Linked DNA regions of Homo sapiens: region 2 is linked to region 1. A link is an interaction called in ENCODE POLR2A ChIA-PET data of the cell type or tissue named here. Cell type or tissue: K562. All regions are shown on one strand.

What was found. ChIA-PET counts read pairs that join two places held together with the same protein. Peaks named below come from ENCODE experiments on the same cell type or tissue, not always from the same donor. Only the 100,000 strongest peaks of a DNase experiment are listed, where the experiment ranks them.
Region 2: POLR2A ChIA-PET joins it to region 1 with 5 read pairs; 2 of 35 experiments call an interaction of 5 or more read pairs at or near these places.

Annotation. Positions count from the first base shown.
Region 1 is chr16:78,738,315-78,746,314 of GRCh38, reverse strand. The region is part of intron 8 of WWOX (WW domain containing oxidoreductase); the gene reads right to left. Among named protein-coding and RNA genes, the nearest start is that of WWOX-AS2, 240 kb to the right of the region's middle. RefSeq lists an enhancer at 3,290-3,549. In K562, no CTCF peak of the experiment used is centred here; DNase peaks (open chromatin) are centred at 3,144 and 3,654; H3K4me3 peaks cover 469 bases; H3K27me3 peaks cover 2,660 bases.
Region 2 is chr16:78,126,919-78,134,918 of GRCh38, reverse strand. All of the region lies in intron 4 of WWOX (WW domain containing oxidoreductase), which reads right to left. Among named protein-coding and RNA genes, the nearest start is that of WWOX, 31 kb to the right of the region's middle. RefSeq lists an enhancer at 1-51. In K562, no CTCF peak of the experiment used is centred here; no DNase peak of the experiment used is centred here.

The DNA.
Region 1 (8,000 bases):
TATTGCCAAGGCTGGTCTTGAACACCTGGCCTCAAGCAATCCTCCTGCCTTGGCCTCCCAATGCACTAGAATTACAGGTGTGAGCCACCATGCTCAGTCCTGTTGTACTTTAGACCCAACTACGTCAGCTTTCTGCTGACCCTGCTTTGACAAATGCCCAAACCACCCATGGTTCATCATATCAAAACGATGTCCTTGGACAAATCACATGCTGGTTTGCACCATCTTAGCTCTGGCTTTCCTGAGCATTTTGGCTTCTTAGAGTAGCCCCCCTCCACCTCTCCTTGTGGATGGATACAGATTATGGCCCTTCCCAGTAGCCTTCTGAGACGTGGTGCAGGGTTCCAGTTCATAGCAGCTGGAGTCAGGGCTGGAAGGAGCAGCGGGAGTGTTTTCCTTGGCAGGTTTCTGGCATGCACACGTTCCTAGTATTAAAATACAATGTGCTTTTTCCAAACTAGATGATCTACACCAACCATTTTATCTGTAAACTAGCCCTCTACCCACCCACCCTCAACTCTGGTCTTGGAACTATTTGAAGGGGGGGGAAAAAGAGGAGGAAGAGGGAGGAGGAGAAGGAGGAGGAAAAGAAGAAATCTATGAGGGGGTGTGGCAGTGAGGGGGTGGATGTCTATGAAAATTTATGTGCTGAAAAACAGCTGTAAAATGTTTAATGTTTCAATGAACGTTTTATGTTTACCATAAAAAATCCTCCAGCCAAGAAGGGCTTTAAAATGTTACATTTCCAAACAGATCCACAGAAAGAAGCAAAAAAAAAAAAAAAAAAAAAAAGGATTTCCACAAACCCCTCTCTATGGAGTGACCCCCAAACGCTAAACATTAAAATAGGGTCCTTCTGACCTAGGTCAATGTTGAGGGAGAAAAGAATAACAGGCATGACACAGGGAGAGGCCGGCAAGAAGAATGAAAAATATGCTCATGTTTTTCAAAGCTAAGTACTCATGGCAGAAAGCCTTGGAAATTCAGGCTTTTGAAGGCAGAGGTGGAGGAAGGCGGGGAAGATGCCCAGCTCAGCCAAAAGCTTGCTGAAAGATTCAAATGTAATCAATCAGTCCACCAACAGGAAGAACTAATCAAGTGCCTTAATACTGAGTTCTTCCAGGAAAGATCCTGGCTGAAGGGACACTGGCTTTCACAGACAGAGGCATGTTCATATTCAAACTCCACTCTAAACTAGTCTTGGCTCCTATAGTCAGTTTTTTTTACCTCTTGAGATCTCCATTTCTTCATCAATAAAATGCAGTGGCAGGCGTCACTGGCCAACACTGAATAAATGGTATGTGCTGGGAAGCAGGGACTGGGGAAGCCAGGAGTCATGATGAAGTCAGCTTAGCGCAGCCTGAATCAGGTAGGGAAATTAAGACCTGACATAGGAGGAAACAGAAAACGTTGAAGCTTGGAGGAAAACTAGAGTGTTGCTCTTCTTTGCTTACCCAATGACTTTAGTGAAGTCACCATGTGGGTCTTCAGGCCAACCAACCAGTTTTACTTTTTAATCTCCCTTGTAATTAATATTTTCCACACTGTTTTCGGGTAATAGAAATGCAGTGCAGGCTGGTAATAGAAATACACAGTGGCTCACGCCTGTAATCCCAGCACTTTGGGAGGCCGAGGCAGGTGGATCACTTAAGGTCAAGAATTCAAGACTAGCCTGGCCAACATGGTGAAACCTCATCTCTACTAAAAATACAAAAATTAGCCAGGTGTGGTGGCAGGTGCCTGTAATCCCAGCTACTCGGGAGGCTGAGGCAAGAAAATTGCTTGAACCCAGGAGGCAGATGTTGCAATGAGCCAAGACTGTGCCACTGCACTCCAGCCTGGGTGAGAGACAGATACTCCGTTTCAAAAAAAAAAAAAAAAAAAAAAAAAAAGCAGTGTGGACCATGGGCCCTTCCTAATCTGGCCCCTTCAAGCGTCTTCTGCATATAATGATCATGCAGTCACTATAAAAAAGCAAACAAATAAAAATGAAACGTCACATGTACCTTCTGAGACACACCTTGCAGTTATAGCCTATGTGTTTCTAAAGTCCTGTGCCTTCAGCTTACTATATCCTTCCTTAAGCCCTGTCTTTTCACAAACTCTTACCCAGCTCTCAAAACTTAGTTCAAATACCACCTTTACGGACCTTCTGATCTGTATCAAATGCCTGTTTACTGTGTTCTCAGAGCACACGCTGCTGTGGTGTACCCCAATACTCTTCATACCACATCCAGACATTCATTATGTTACTGGAGGAGGGCGTCCAGGTTCTTGGCGTTTTGAATAAAGAATTGGACAAAACGCATAAACAAAGCAAGGAAAGAATGAAACAACAAAAGTAGAGATTTACTGAAAAGGAAAGTACACTCCAAACGGTGGGAGCAGCCCAAGCATAGAGGCTCAAGAGCCTGGTTAAAGAATTTTCTGGGGTTTAAATACCCTATAGAGGTCTCCCATTGGCCACTTGGTGTACACCTCATGGAAATGAAGTAATGGCCCACAATCAGTCAGATTGGTTGTGGAAAGAAGTTACACTCCTATGCAAATGTCTGATAGGTTGTGAAAAGCAACCAATCAGAGGGTGAAGCGAAGTTACAAAGTTACAGCTCCTATGCAAACGGCTGAATGGTCGTGGAAAGCAACCAATCAGGGGTACTTTCAATTTTCCATCTGCAACTCAGAAAAGTGGGGAGGGGTTGCAGAGGGAGTAGCCTCTGGTCCTTTTATAACTTAGTTGTGGAAAGTTGGTGTTTTCCTTTTGATTTAATTATACAAAGTCAACGTGAATCAGCCTTAGATTCCCTGCCTCCAGATCCTGTTCTCCTGCCTCACTTACTTTTCTAATTTCTTCTCTAAATGATGCTTCTTGAGGGTAGACACCGAATCCTCATCATCTCAGGACACAGTACAAAATACAGCATGAAGCAGATCCCTGGGAAGATTCTGTTTGAGAATCAATGAGTTAAGAAACAAATGACAGCAAACACAGTCTTCTTTCTAGATTGGCAAATGAGGGAATACTGGTCTCTGAGGGATACACAGGGCCAATCTCCTCACTGTCACCTTGCACTCAGAGAGATAAGATGGCTTTTGCTCTCCAGTGCAGAAAGAGTGGCCTCCTCTGCCAGCATGAACCTTGCCTGGGAACTGATATCAATAACGGCTGCAGCACACAGAGAAAGACACTCAAGTGTCTCCTCCAAGGAGAGAGACGGATGTTTCCTTCGGGGGCTGATCGGGTTCACTTCCTGTTCATGAGCACGGCAGACACCTAACCTCCCGGCTGCAGTAAGGGTTGGGACTGTATGTGGGGAGTTGGGGTACTGTGCTTGGGAGACATTAACGAGGCCCCTCTTACTCTTCCACAAGCCAGGGCCTTCTCCTTCCTCTTTTTGGGAGGCCCAGGAAGTGGCCCTTTCCTTGACCAGACCCTACACTGGGAAGCCCCCGGCTCTGACCATGAGACTCGCAATGGCTGTTCACTGGACAATTTCAAGTGAATTCCCGCAAAGTTTCCCAAGAACATCAGATACAAAAGAGTTGATGGATGGAAACTCACACGATAAACCAAAGTGAAAACAAAACTGTGTCGCCCAACCCCATGTGAACTGAAACCGCAGGGCAGAACGCTCTGACTCCGCAGACATAAACAGTTTTAGCCCCGAGTGAGTCACCAGCGCAGCCAGGGCAAAGCTGGAGAGAGATTTCTCGTGATGCGCTGGGGATCGCTGTGCGTTCCTTTCCCTAGAAACTGATTTGTCATTTGAGTCAGAGGAAAGAACATTTCTAGGGCACCTAGTACATACCAGAGGCTCTGGTCCACGCTGTAGATAAATACTTCCAACCTGTTTTCACAGTAACCTGCATAGGTGCTGACTATTATCTCCATTTGCACATGAAGACACAGAAGCCAGGGCGCTGAAACACTTAACCTGAGCCAGAGCTAGAAGTGGGGCTCTGTCCTGCTGCTGCCCTTCACCAGAGGACACCCTGAAGCCCTGATGGGTCACATGAGTCTGCGTTTTCCCTGTCCTGAGTGGTCTCCAAACTGCCTTGATCATGGACTATTATCAGTAAAAATAAGTTTTGAGCACACTCACCCCTAGTATTTGTACACTGATTTATCGACAAACGATGTACAATCTACATGTAATATTACAAAACATTGCAAGGAAAAGACATTTAAATGGGTTGAGATAAAAGATAAAGGTAAATAGGGGCTACTATGTTTTCTATCCATATCCTAGTGCTGAGGTCACAGGGTTGCCAGGTTGAAACTATACATAGACATCGTAGGGGGTGGGAAGAGAGGATAGGAGGCAGGTAAGGAGGGAGAGAGACAGAGATAATGTCCAGTTAAATGTGGAACATCCTTTTGCTAAAAAATTATCCATTGTTTATCTAAAATTAAAATTTACTTTAACATCTTACTTTATGTTGTATGTATGTATTTATTTGAGACAGCGTCTCACTCTGCCGCCCAGGCTGGAGTGTAGTGGCACAGTCTCAACTCACTGCAACCTCCGTCTCCTGGATTCAAGCAATTCTCCTGCCTCAGCCTCCTGAGTAGCTGAGACTACAGAGCACCCGCCCCATGCCCCACTGATTTCTGTATTTTTAGTATAGACAGGGTTTTGCCATGTTGGCCAGCCTGGTCTTGAACTCCTGACCTCAAGTGATCCACCCACCTCAGCCTCCCAAAGTGCTGGGATTACAGGCATGAGCCACTGTGCCCAGCCAGATATTTTGTTTTTGAGACACAGTCTCACTCTGTCGCCCAGGCTGGGGTGCAGTGGTGATCTTGGGTCACTTCAACCTCTGCCTCCCAGGTTCAAGTGATTCTCCTGCCTCAGCCTCCCGAGTAACTGTAATTACAGACATGCGCCACCACGCCAGCTATTTTTTGTATTATTAGTAGAGATGGGATCTCACCAGGTTGGCCCGGCTGATCTCGATCTCCTGACCTCAAGTAATCTGCCCACCTTGGCCTCCCAAAATGCTGGGATTACAGGCGTGAGCCACCGCGCCTGACCAGCATCCTGCAATTTTATTTGCTAAACATGGCAATGCTAAGGAGTCAGTAAATGCTTTCTGTTACAGGATTATAATAAAGATTCTAGGCTTTGTGGGATAAATGGTCTCTGTCACAACTACTCACTCTCCTACTGCAGTGTGAAGTGGCGCTAGGCAGTTCCTAACCTAACAGGCATGACTGTGTTTCAGTAAAAATTTATTGATAAAAACGAGTGGCTGGCTGGACAGGGACTTTGCTGGCCACTGCCCCAGTGGATCATCGTGGTGTATCCCACTTAGGAGACCCATGGCCTGTAAGAGAAGGGCTTGTATTTGCACAGTTCTCCAACAATGTGACATAGTGAAAAAATAAACTCTTATTTTTTCTGTGAGGGTTTCTGGTGGGGGCTGGTGAGTAGACAAAGGATGATAATGGCAACTCTTTTTATCATAGGAGTTATAAGAGGAGCAAAAGCATCTCTAAGACACGCTCATGCACACACGTACACACACAGAGTGCTGCAACCAAGATATCCACCAGGGTGGACCTGCATTTGGTGTGTCAAATTGAATGCTTCCCTTGCCCCAATTACTAGCGCTTCAATCGGCCAACTGGCAGCCATAACAACACATTAACCTTTTTGCCAAATCAATTTCACCAAGTCCCCTTCCAGCACTAGGAGAAATGAAACGGCGCCCCATGCCTGAAAGACGAGTGCTCTCTGCACACCACACACTGTGGAATCCCCCTCTACACGTGGAACTCTGAATTCTAGCTCCTAAACAGGGATCTTCTCATGGTCAGAGGGCAACGGAAATCAGTTTTCCAAGGCTGCCTTCCCTCCCTTCCGCAGCCAGCCGGGGTCCAAAGGTCCAAGCCAAAGGACGCTGCCAACCCTATTAGCAGAGCCATCTTCACAAATCACGTCAGCATTTACTGTGCTTCAAGAGAGGCTGCTTGATTTAACTCTCAGGAGCCCCCCGACGGGTAATTTCACTTAGAAGCACAGAGGACAGTGCAGGCAGCCGTCTGAGTCGCATCAGCATTGTAAGAACGCCTGAAGACTCCAGCCTTCCTGAGTCCCATTTCTTCAACTTCAGGCTGATGGTGCTGGAGCTCACTCTCTAAGAAATGGAGTTTTCAGGAGATGCAATTATTTTCAAACTCAGCAGTGCTACATGGCATGGGGCGAATGCAGAGAAGGGACCAAAGCAGGGCAGGTGGCAAAGGTGACCACAGTGGGGTCAGTTAGGTGGTCAAATGTGGTGACAGCAGGAGGCACACCACAGGGCTCGACTCCTGAGGCAATGTCTCCACCGGTGAGATAATTTAGAGAGAGTAAGTTGACTGAGTTCAATGTGTATATGCATCCTAGCAATAATAAATGCACAATTCTCTGACCCAGATTATTCAAAAACATATTTCCTGCTTCTTCTTCCATAATAAGGAATATCTGGGGTTTTTGTTTGTTTGTTTGTTTGTTTTTTGAGATGGAATCTCTCCCTGTTGCCCAGGCTGGAGTGCAATGGTACGATCTCGGCTCACTGCAACCTCCGCCTCCTGGGTTCAAGCGATTCTCCTGCCTCAGCCTCTGCAGTAGCTGGGATTACAGGCATGCACCAGGAAGCCAAGCTAATTTTTGTGTTTTCAGTAGAGACGAGGTTTATCCGTGTTAGCCAGGCTGGTCTTGAACTCCTAACCTCAGGTGATTTATCTGCCTCAGCCTCCCAAAGTGCTGGATTACAGGCGTGAGCCACCATGCCCAGCCAAGGAATTTCTTTACACTCAGCCCAGCCCTCTTCTTACCGACCTGTTGTCACCCAACCCAATTCCACAACCCTTTCCTAGAGCTTGGAGGAACCGAAGATGTGTAGTGTGCCTTCTGAAAGCACATGACATCCAATCACTGTTGGGTGCCTCCAAAATTGTTGGCTAAACATGATCCTAATGCCCTCTGCTGCGAGTGTTGGGAACGTCTGGGCACCAAAACCCAGTATGACCATCTTGCTTTGACCAAGCTGAACAAGCACCCTTCCATGAACCACAAACAACATGGCCTCCAGGATCACACTTTCATTCGGCAAACACAATTTTAGCCGGGTACTTAAGAATCCAGGGGAAAAGTCATGGTCCTAGCTCTGGGAACTCAGAAGTCACTCAGAGGTTACCACTGGCCTGCTGCAAGCTTCCTGTGACTTTGCAGCTATGGGGCACAGTGAGGAACCCTCTATTCCTTTATTCTGGTGGCAGAGGAAGTCTATCCAACCAGGAAACCATGGCTTCTAGTTGTTGAATTCTATCCTATCACCTACGTCTTCCTAGGGCCAGGACTAAATTGGCAGCATGAGAAGTTGCATTTAGGGGACCCCAGCAATGAAGGCAAATGATCAGCACTACTCTAATGGGTACAAAAATATGAAGAATGGAATGTGGCTTAAGGGACAATCTCTATCTACCTCCTACCTCTTAATATTAGGACTAGGAGACTGTGGCTTTGTGGTCAAGGCAATGGCTCTAGGGTTGCACAGCCCTGGTCTAACCAGCTGCAGCCTCTGTTCGCATTCACACCTGTCAAATGGGCACAGTCTCCCCGACCCGTCTCCTACACATTCTAGCCAGGAGAAGCAAATGCGATCAAGGAAATGAGGATGATTTAAAAACCACAAGCGTAACAAAAATATAAATGGCTGTTCAGGGACTAGATAATCCAGCAGTTGTTTTGAACAAACTTGCACTCTTCTAATAAAAGTGAGAAAAATACAGATATATTTGTATTTTAACATATGCCAATACTCCCAAAGGAGTGGAATTCTCATTATTTCAAAATTCTCTTTTTATATCGTGACACTTCATTGGCCACCTGAATCCAGATTTTCCTTTGTAAAACCCAGCATCATACACAGGGAGAATCTTCAAATGGCACATTACACATAAATATTGATTTTATGCCTAATTATTACCATACTGAAAAAACAATCATTGT
Region 2 (8,000 bases), 610 kb after region 1:
CTTTCTTCTGGATTTTCTCTCTTGCGTATCTATCCACAGTGGGATCACCATATGACAATATTACCAATATCCTCACACTCTCCTGGTTCTTTTCACATCTAACATGGAGAAAAACATAGATCAAGCTTTCTAAAACCAACGTTATACTCTTAACAACAAGGAAAATATCTCCTGCCATTAATTGCAAACAACACCTAAATGATCCCAAGTTTGGCCAAATATTGTGAGTTTTTCACTTGCCATAAGCAGCTCATAACAACAGTGGAGTGCTTTATTTTCTCAACAAGTTAACAAATGCCTGATGTTTCCAAGAGCTTAAATACTATAATGGCAGATATTGATGTACAGAAATTAAAGTAAAATATGAAACTAAACAGAGAATGAAGAGATAAGCCAGAGGTGTGCTCTGAATAAAAGAAGTAATGAAAAGGAAAAATTTCATACCAATTGTCATAATAAAAACAAAGGCTAAAGGCAACTAAGAGAAGAGGGGCTCAACGGTTCCCAAAAAGACTTACAGAATAGGTAAAATTCAGCAGGCATTGCGAAGTATTCACTGCACCCAAAAAAAAAAATAGTCTTTGCAAAGTCTGTACTATTGTTGACTGCAATGCCCACCATTAAAAATATGGTTAAATTTCTAAAGAAAGACTTCTGACAGCCATCCAGAAATGCTATCAATAATAGCAGATAGCTTTCTATCACATGGTTTTAAAATAAAGCCATCCTGCTAGCATGTTGACTCTAAAATCCAATGCTAATATTTGAGCAACTAGTAAAGTCAACATTAACAATGTTTGCCATTTCTTATTCGTCACAAGGGTTAGTTCTCCTAACCAACATGAGAAACACAGACACATAGAGCCGTACCATACAAAAGCAATTCTTTAAGGAAACAGTCTAGGTACATTGAAGAAAACACATCTTAGGGATAATACCTGTGCAAGAGGCACAAAATCTCTTAAGAAGATGGAAGGCATCTACAGTCCATTGACTGTAAATTTGGAATCACTTATTTCTAAATGTGACAACTCTCTAATATTTTTCTTCCCTTGCAAGCTCAGCTCAGCCTTGCAGGTATCTCCCTTGCTTTTGTGAGCTAGCTTCCCCAGGATTCTACTTCTACGCATGACATGCAGTCTGGAGGTTCTAGCAGTCTGATTTTTCTATTCATTGAAAGTCATGAGCATTTGTTCCTCAGGGGTTAATTTGAAATTATTTCAGGCCAGGCATGGTGGCTCATGTCTGTGATTCCACTACTTTGGGAGGCCGAGGCGGGTGGATCACCTGAGGTCAGGAGTTCCAGACCAGCCTGGCCAACATGGTGAAACCCCATCTCTACTAAAAATACAAAAATCAGCTAGGCATGGTGGCGTGAGCCTGTAATCCCAGCACTTTGGGAGGCCAAGGCGGGCAGATCACTTGAGGTTAGGAGTTCAAGACCAGCCTGGCCAACATGGTGAAACCCCGTCTCTAATAAAAATACAAAAATTAGCTGGACGTGGTGGCACACACCTGTTGTCCCAGCTAGTTGGGAAGCTGAAGCAGGAGAATCTCCTTTACCCAGGAGGTGGACCTTGCACTGAGCCGAGATTGAGCCACTGCACTCAAGCCTGGGTGACAGTGCAAGACTCCATCTTTCAAAAAAAGTAAAAATAAATAAAATTTTCACTTTCAGGTACTTCTCAGTTTAAACATAACACGCGGATAAGGTTTTTTAAAAAGCATCCTTTGAAAAGTTAAATATGATTAAATTCTTCAATCCAAACAAGACTAGCTTTATAACCAGTAATACACGGCATGTAGAAGTCACTCCCTCAAGGTTGATGGTGAGATCTTAATTTGGCTAACCCTTCCATTTTACATAATAAGAAGTAAAAAGTTTGCTTGGAATTTGTAGATCCAAATACCATCCAGAAACATGACCGCTTTCCCTGCAGCCTTGACAGAATGTAAAATCATAAGCTGAAGTGACGATTCTCTACTTCATGTTCAAATACTGTGCTTTGCAGCTGCCACCCCATTTGAGAAGCTGGGAAATGGAATGGAGCAAATAAGAATTATGGCAATTATAAAACCTCCCTGGTATAGATTGTCAGATTAATAACCAGCATTAGCAGAGCTCAGCTACACCATCAGCACGTGAGAATCGAAGAGCCCAGAGCTACAGGGCTAAGTCGTAACAGGAGCAAAGCAAAGAAGCCAACTAAAAGAAACCCAGCCAGAACTGTAAAAGAAATCTGCCCACAAAATAAAATGGGTAAGGCTGCCACTCAGACTAGCTACTCATTTTTAGCACATACCATCTCAAGAGTACATAAACTGCTCAGGTTATAAGCATGGACTGGACATCAAGATACTGGATGACCTTTTAAAAAATCATCACATGGCCGCATACGTATTAACAAAAGGCAAGCAATGGAAGCGTGATTAATATAAATTACAGAAGAAGCAATTAAACTTGACCACAGATACACACATTTGTTCAAGCTGATGGTGACTCTGCACTCACTCCATACCTACTGTAGATTTTGCTTTTCTTTATAGTTACTCAGAAGATGCATAATTGGAAATAAAGGTTAAGAAAAATCAAGGCCGGGCGTGGTGGCTCACGCCTGTAATCCCAGCACTTTGGGAGGCTGAGGTGGGCAGATCACGAGGTCAGGAGATCAAGACCATCCTTGCTAACACGGTGAAACCCCGTCTCTACTAAAAAATACAAAAAAATTAGCCGGGCGTGGTGGCGGGCACCTGTAGTCCCAGCTACTCGGGAGGCTGAGGCAGGAGAATGGCGTGAACCCGGGAGGTGGAGCTTGCAGTGAGCCAAGATAGCACCACTGCACTCCAGCCTGGGCGACAGAGTGAGACTCTGTCTCAAAAAAAAAAAAAAAGAAAAAGAAAAAGAAAAAAGAAAAATCAGAGACTAGTAGTAAGACTTAATGAGAGTGTCATTCAAAATAGCAAAAGTTCTTTTTAACTTATAAGAACATATTTGCTGTTAGATGTTTCCTCAAGTATGAAAAAAAAAAAATCCTTGCCAGGCGCGGTGGCTCACGCCTGTAATCCCAGCACTTTGGGAGGCCGACGTAGGAGGATCACGAGGTCAGGAGTTCAACACCGTCCTGGCCAACATGGTGAAACCCCATCTCTACTAAAAATACAAAAAAAATAGCTGGGCGTGGTGGCACACACACCTGTAATCCCAGCTACTCAGGAGGCTGAGGCAGGAGAATCGCTTGAACCTGGGACGTGGAGGTTGCAGTGAGCCAAGATCGGGCCATTGCACTCCATCCTGGGCGACAGAGTGAGACTCCATCTCAAAAAAGAAAAAAAAAACATTTTAGTATCCTGTACTTTTAAATACAAATAGAAATACAGAAATAATTAGAAACTACCCAGAGTTTCGCCAGATGTGGTGGCTCACACCTGTAATCCCAGTACTTTGGGAGGCTGAGGCAAGTGTACTGCTTGAGCCCACGAGTTCAAGACCAGCATGGGCAACATAGCAAGACCTCATCTCTATTAAAAATACAAAAGAAATTAGCCAGGAATGGTGGTGCATGCCTGTAGTCCAAGCTACTCAGGAGGCTGAGGTGAGAGGATCACTTGGCCCAGGAGGGAGAGGCTACAGTGAGCTATGATCACGCTGATGCACTGAAGCCTGGGTAACAGAGCAAGACCCTGTCTCACAAAAGCGAATCAATTTAAATGTTCTCTAGAAGCACAAAGATCAAGCTGCTGGTACAGTCACACACTGCATAACAACACATTGGTCAACAATGGAGTGCAGATACAACGGCGGTCCCATAAGATTACAACACTGTATTTTTACTGTACCACTTCTGTGTTTAGATACACAAATACTTACCATTGTGTTATGACTGCCTATAGTATTCAGTTCGGTACCATGCTATACAAGTTTGCAGCCTGGAAGCAACAGGCTATCCCATACAGCCTCTGTGTATAATGGGTTATACCACGTAGGATTTGTAAGTACATCCTATGAGGGTTGCACAACGATGACACTGCCTGACACACTTCTCAGATCATATCTCTGTCATTCAGTGAAGCTGACTGCATTTTGGTGTGTTTTGTATCCTCCACAAGGGCAGGGACCCTGCCTGTTTCTACACTGAAGTCTTAGCACCTGGTACTCAGTAGTCAATAAATGTTTGTTAATTGCACAAAAGACTGAATAAGGGCGTGGCAGTGGCTATGAGCCAGTGAGTCCAATATCATCACACAGTTTTCATTGCAGACTCTAAACCAAGCTCAAGCCTCTACAGGAAGCAGGCAGGTAAACTGACCATGGAAAATAGCCTGTGCCTGCCTACAGGGGGTCAGCCTATAGGAACAGCTCTGTTCAACCTCAGTGCAACTATGTTCCTTGATAGACATAAGCCATAGTCAGCTGAAGCTGCAGCAACAAAATATCATGGACCGAGTGGCTTAAATAGCAGACATTTCTTTAACACAGTTCTGGAGGCTTAAAGTCCAAGGTCAAGGTGGCAGCATGGTCACGTTCTTGGGGAGGGCCCTCCTACTAGTTACAGATGGCTGCCTTCCCACTGTGTTCTCACATTCACATAGCTTAAGGAAAGTTAGCTACCTTTCTATCCTCTTCTCATCAGGGCACAAATCTTACTTATGAGGGCTCCACCCTCATGATCTAATCACCTCCCAGAGGCCCCTGTATTAGTCTGTTTTCATGCTGCTATAAGGACATATCGAAGACTGGGAAATTTATAAAGGAAAGAGGTTTAATTGACTCACAGTTCCACGTGGCTGGGGAGACCTCAGGAAACTTACAATCATGGCAGGAGAGGAAGCAAACACGTCCTTCTTCACATGACAGCAGTAAGAGAAGTGCCAAGCAAAAGGGAAGAAAGCCCCTTATAAAACCATCAGATCTCATGAGAACTCACTCATTATCGTGAGAACAGCATGATTCAATTATCTCCCACCGGGTCCCTCCCACAAGACATGGGGATCATGGGAACTATAGTTCAAGATGAGATTTCAGTGGGGACACAACCATGTCCAAATACCATGACCTTAAGATTAGGGTTTCAACATAGGAATTTTTGGGGAAGACATAAACATTTAGTCTACAATACTCATTCTGATTTTTCAAAACTGTCATAAATCTACATTTAAGTAAAATATCCTGATTTTAGTATGCTGGCAAGTAGTCTGACAAAAAAAAAAAGAAAAAAAATCCCACTATAGACCATTTTTGTGTGGTCCATACAAAAAACATCTGGAGGCCAGATCCAGGCTCCAGGCCACCAACCAGTTCTTACCTCTGTCCTAAAGGCTGATTGGGAAGCTTTACCCTTGAGCTTATGGAAATAAGCAAACACAAAAATGTCCACCTCCCTTAATCACTATCACATGACAATGGACTGCACACACAACGGCAGTCCCATAAGATTACAACACTGTATTTTTACTGAACCATTTCTATGTTTAGATACACAAATACTTAACACTGTGTTATGACTGCCTATAATCTTAGGTTTGCAGCATAGAAGCACCGAGTTTGTGGTGGTCCATTATAGTAGCAACAGGACATTAATACACCTTCCCAATAATTAAGTAAACATGTAAGGAACATACAAGTGAGATGCAAACATGTGTACACTCGGGTAAGTCAATCACTAACAGCGTCGCGATGATGACACACCAACAAGACTAGCTTTCCCAAATCCCTCCCGGATCAGGCCAGCAGGAAATAAAAAAGAAACACTGGGCAAGTGGCGACGCTAACCCTGGGAGGAAAAAGGTCCTCGTGCACACAGGCTGACAGCTCCCAAGTCAGCTTTTCAGGCTGAAAGGATGGTATCCCTTGCCAAAAATCTGACTCCACACCCTGACTGAGATGTTCCCCATATGGATCTACTACAGAGCTCTCTACCTTGTCAAACACTCAATCTAGTAACTGTACGTGAACTTAGAATTGAAACTTCCTTTGCTAATAGATAAAGCTGTAACAGCATTTTTAATGCCATTTGGAATGTACTGATGATCTCTCAGCTGATAGAAGCTTCTCAAACCTAGCTGCTGAATTTAGAAGCCACAGCTGCCTTGCTGTATCACACAGCCACACAGTAAAATCAAAGGCAGTTGGAAGACATTATATTGCAAGATACAAAAAGTTTTGAGAGTTCATCCTTATAGCCAATGGTGGCTGACACAGCGGAGTCTCTCCATTTGAAAGAGATTGATTATTTTCATTCTTTTGCTTTGTGTGATCACCAGGAAAAAGAGTTTCTATAATCAAGATGTGGCCAGCAATTCTGTTGATGTTATATAAGCAAGGAGCATCCCGTTTGTGTCTGAATCCCCAATCAGTATCTAAATTCGTGCTGCACTGTGAGCAGAAGTAAGGACCTGGGCAGGTGAAACTTAAGGCAAGCAGGAAGAAATCGCATCACCCAAGAACTCGCAACATTTCCACCTGTGTAATCTCAACACAACTGCAACCCACAGAAGTTTCTGCCTCTGCAGGTTCCCTTCTTATTGAATCAAGTTTCTGCTCCTGAATATCTGGCTAGAGTCAGAGCCTGTCAACTTTAAATGAGATCGCATCATTAAAATTTTAGTCATCACCACCCAGTCAATTGCATGACATGCAACCCTGTTACCGGACATCCGGTTCACTTCGTAAACCCTGAAGAAGATATTTGCAGAAACCTCTCCCCATATCCTAACAACAACAAAAAAAAAAAGTCAAGAGCTCTTATTTTATTCTTTCCATTAAGGAATTAAATTACTCTCTTCCTCCATCTTCTTCCAACCCTAATCTTCCCTTTAGGAGTCTTTCTTCTATAACTATGATTTTTCCCCAAACGCCAGCAACCTTATATTCATACACTATTGGACTTCTTCATTACAGCATTTCACACATTGTTTTACTTGATCTGTACAAAACAGTATGTGACAGAGAAGTTATTATTCTCTTGAATTTACAAACGAGGAAATTAAGGCTCAGATGGTTAAGTGACTTGCCTTAAGTCACCCAAGTTAAGGACAATCTGTGTCAAATTACAGCTCTCTTCCTACCATGTCCAGTAGACGCCAATAAAACTGTCCTACCTTTTTAAGTGGCAATAAAACTATATTCAAACACTGACACTTTTTGGATATGATCAAAAAAATAGGACAGCAAAGTTGAGCATTTCTACTTAATACACCAGGCAGTCCTATAAACTATCACAAACTTGGGTGAACAAGTGTGCTAATGCAGAACTCTCAGTAAAAAAGATGTTACCATGATGCATGGTATAACGGTTTTAAAGAATAATAGTTTTCCTTCTCTTTTTCCCCCAAGTTTAATATATCCCTTTTTGTTCCTTGACTGTAACAAAAATAACCTCGTCTCGGTGGTTTTTTTTTTTTTCCGTTGATTATTCTTTTCTGGATGAAAGCTACTGACCTCCAGCCAAAAAAATTCTAAAATGTTTTCCTTCATACCAAAGACAAGCCAGTGTCTAAAGCAGTTATTTATACAGGTCATTTTAGGACAAATTCACAGAGATTATGGCAGCCTCTTGAGGATCTGGGAACCAGGAAGCTAGGAAAATACCAAACTAATTTCACTGGTAACTCGATCCTCTTGCCTCCCATTCCAGAAATGGCTACACGTTATTAAACGCCTGCAATGATGAGTAGACAATTCCCTGGGCACTCTGGAGTTCCCATCTTTAACAACTTTGCAAAGTAGGAGTACTGTCCATATTGCACAGAGGTGGAACAGGAGTTCTGAGAAGGAAAGTAACTTGCTCGGGTCATACAGATAGGAAGTGGTTATCCCAGGTTTCAAAACTAGGTCACGTCTGCTTCCAGAGTCAGTGTTCCTCTCCTACATCTTTCCAGATAGAAACTTGCTACCAATGAAGCTTGCCCTAACTGTCAGCGAAGCTATTTTCAGCAATGGTACAATTTCTCCACCTGAAAGCAGGCTCATCAAATGAGAGAATGCATAGAAAAGCTCTGAA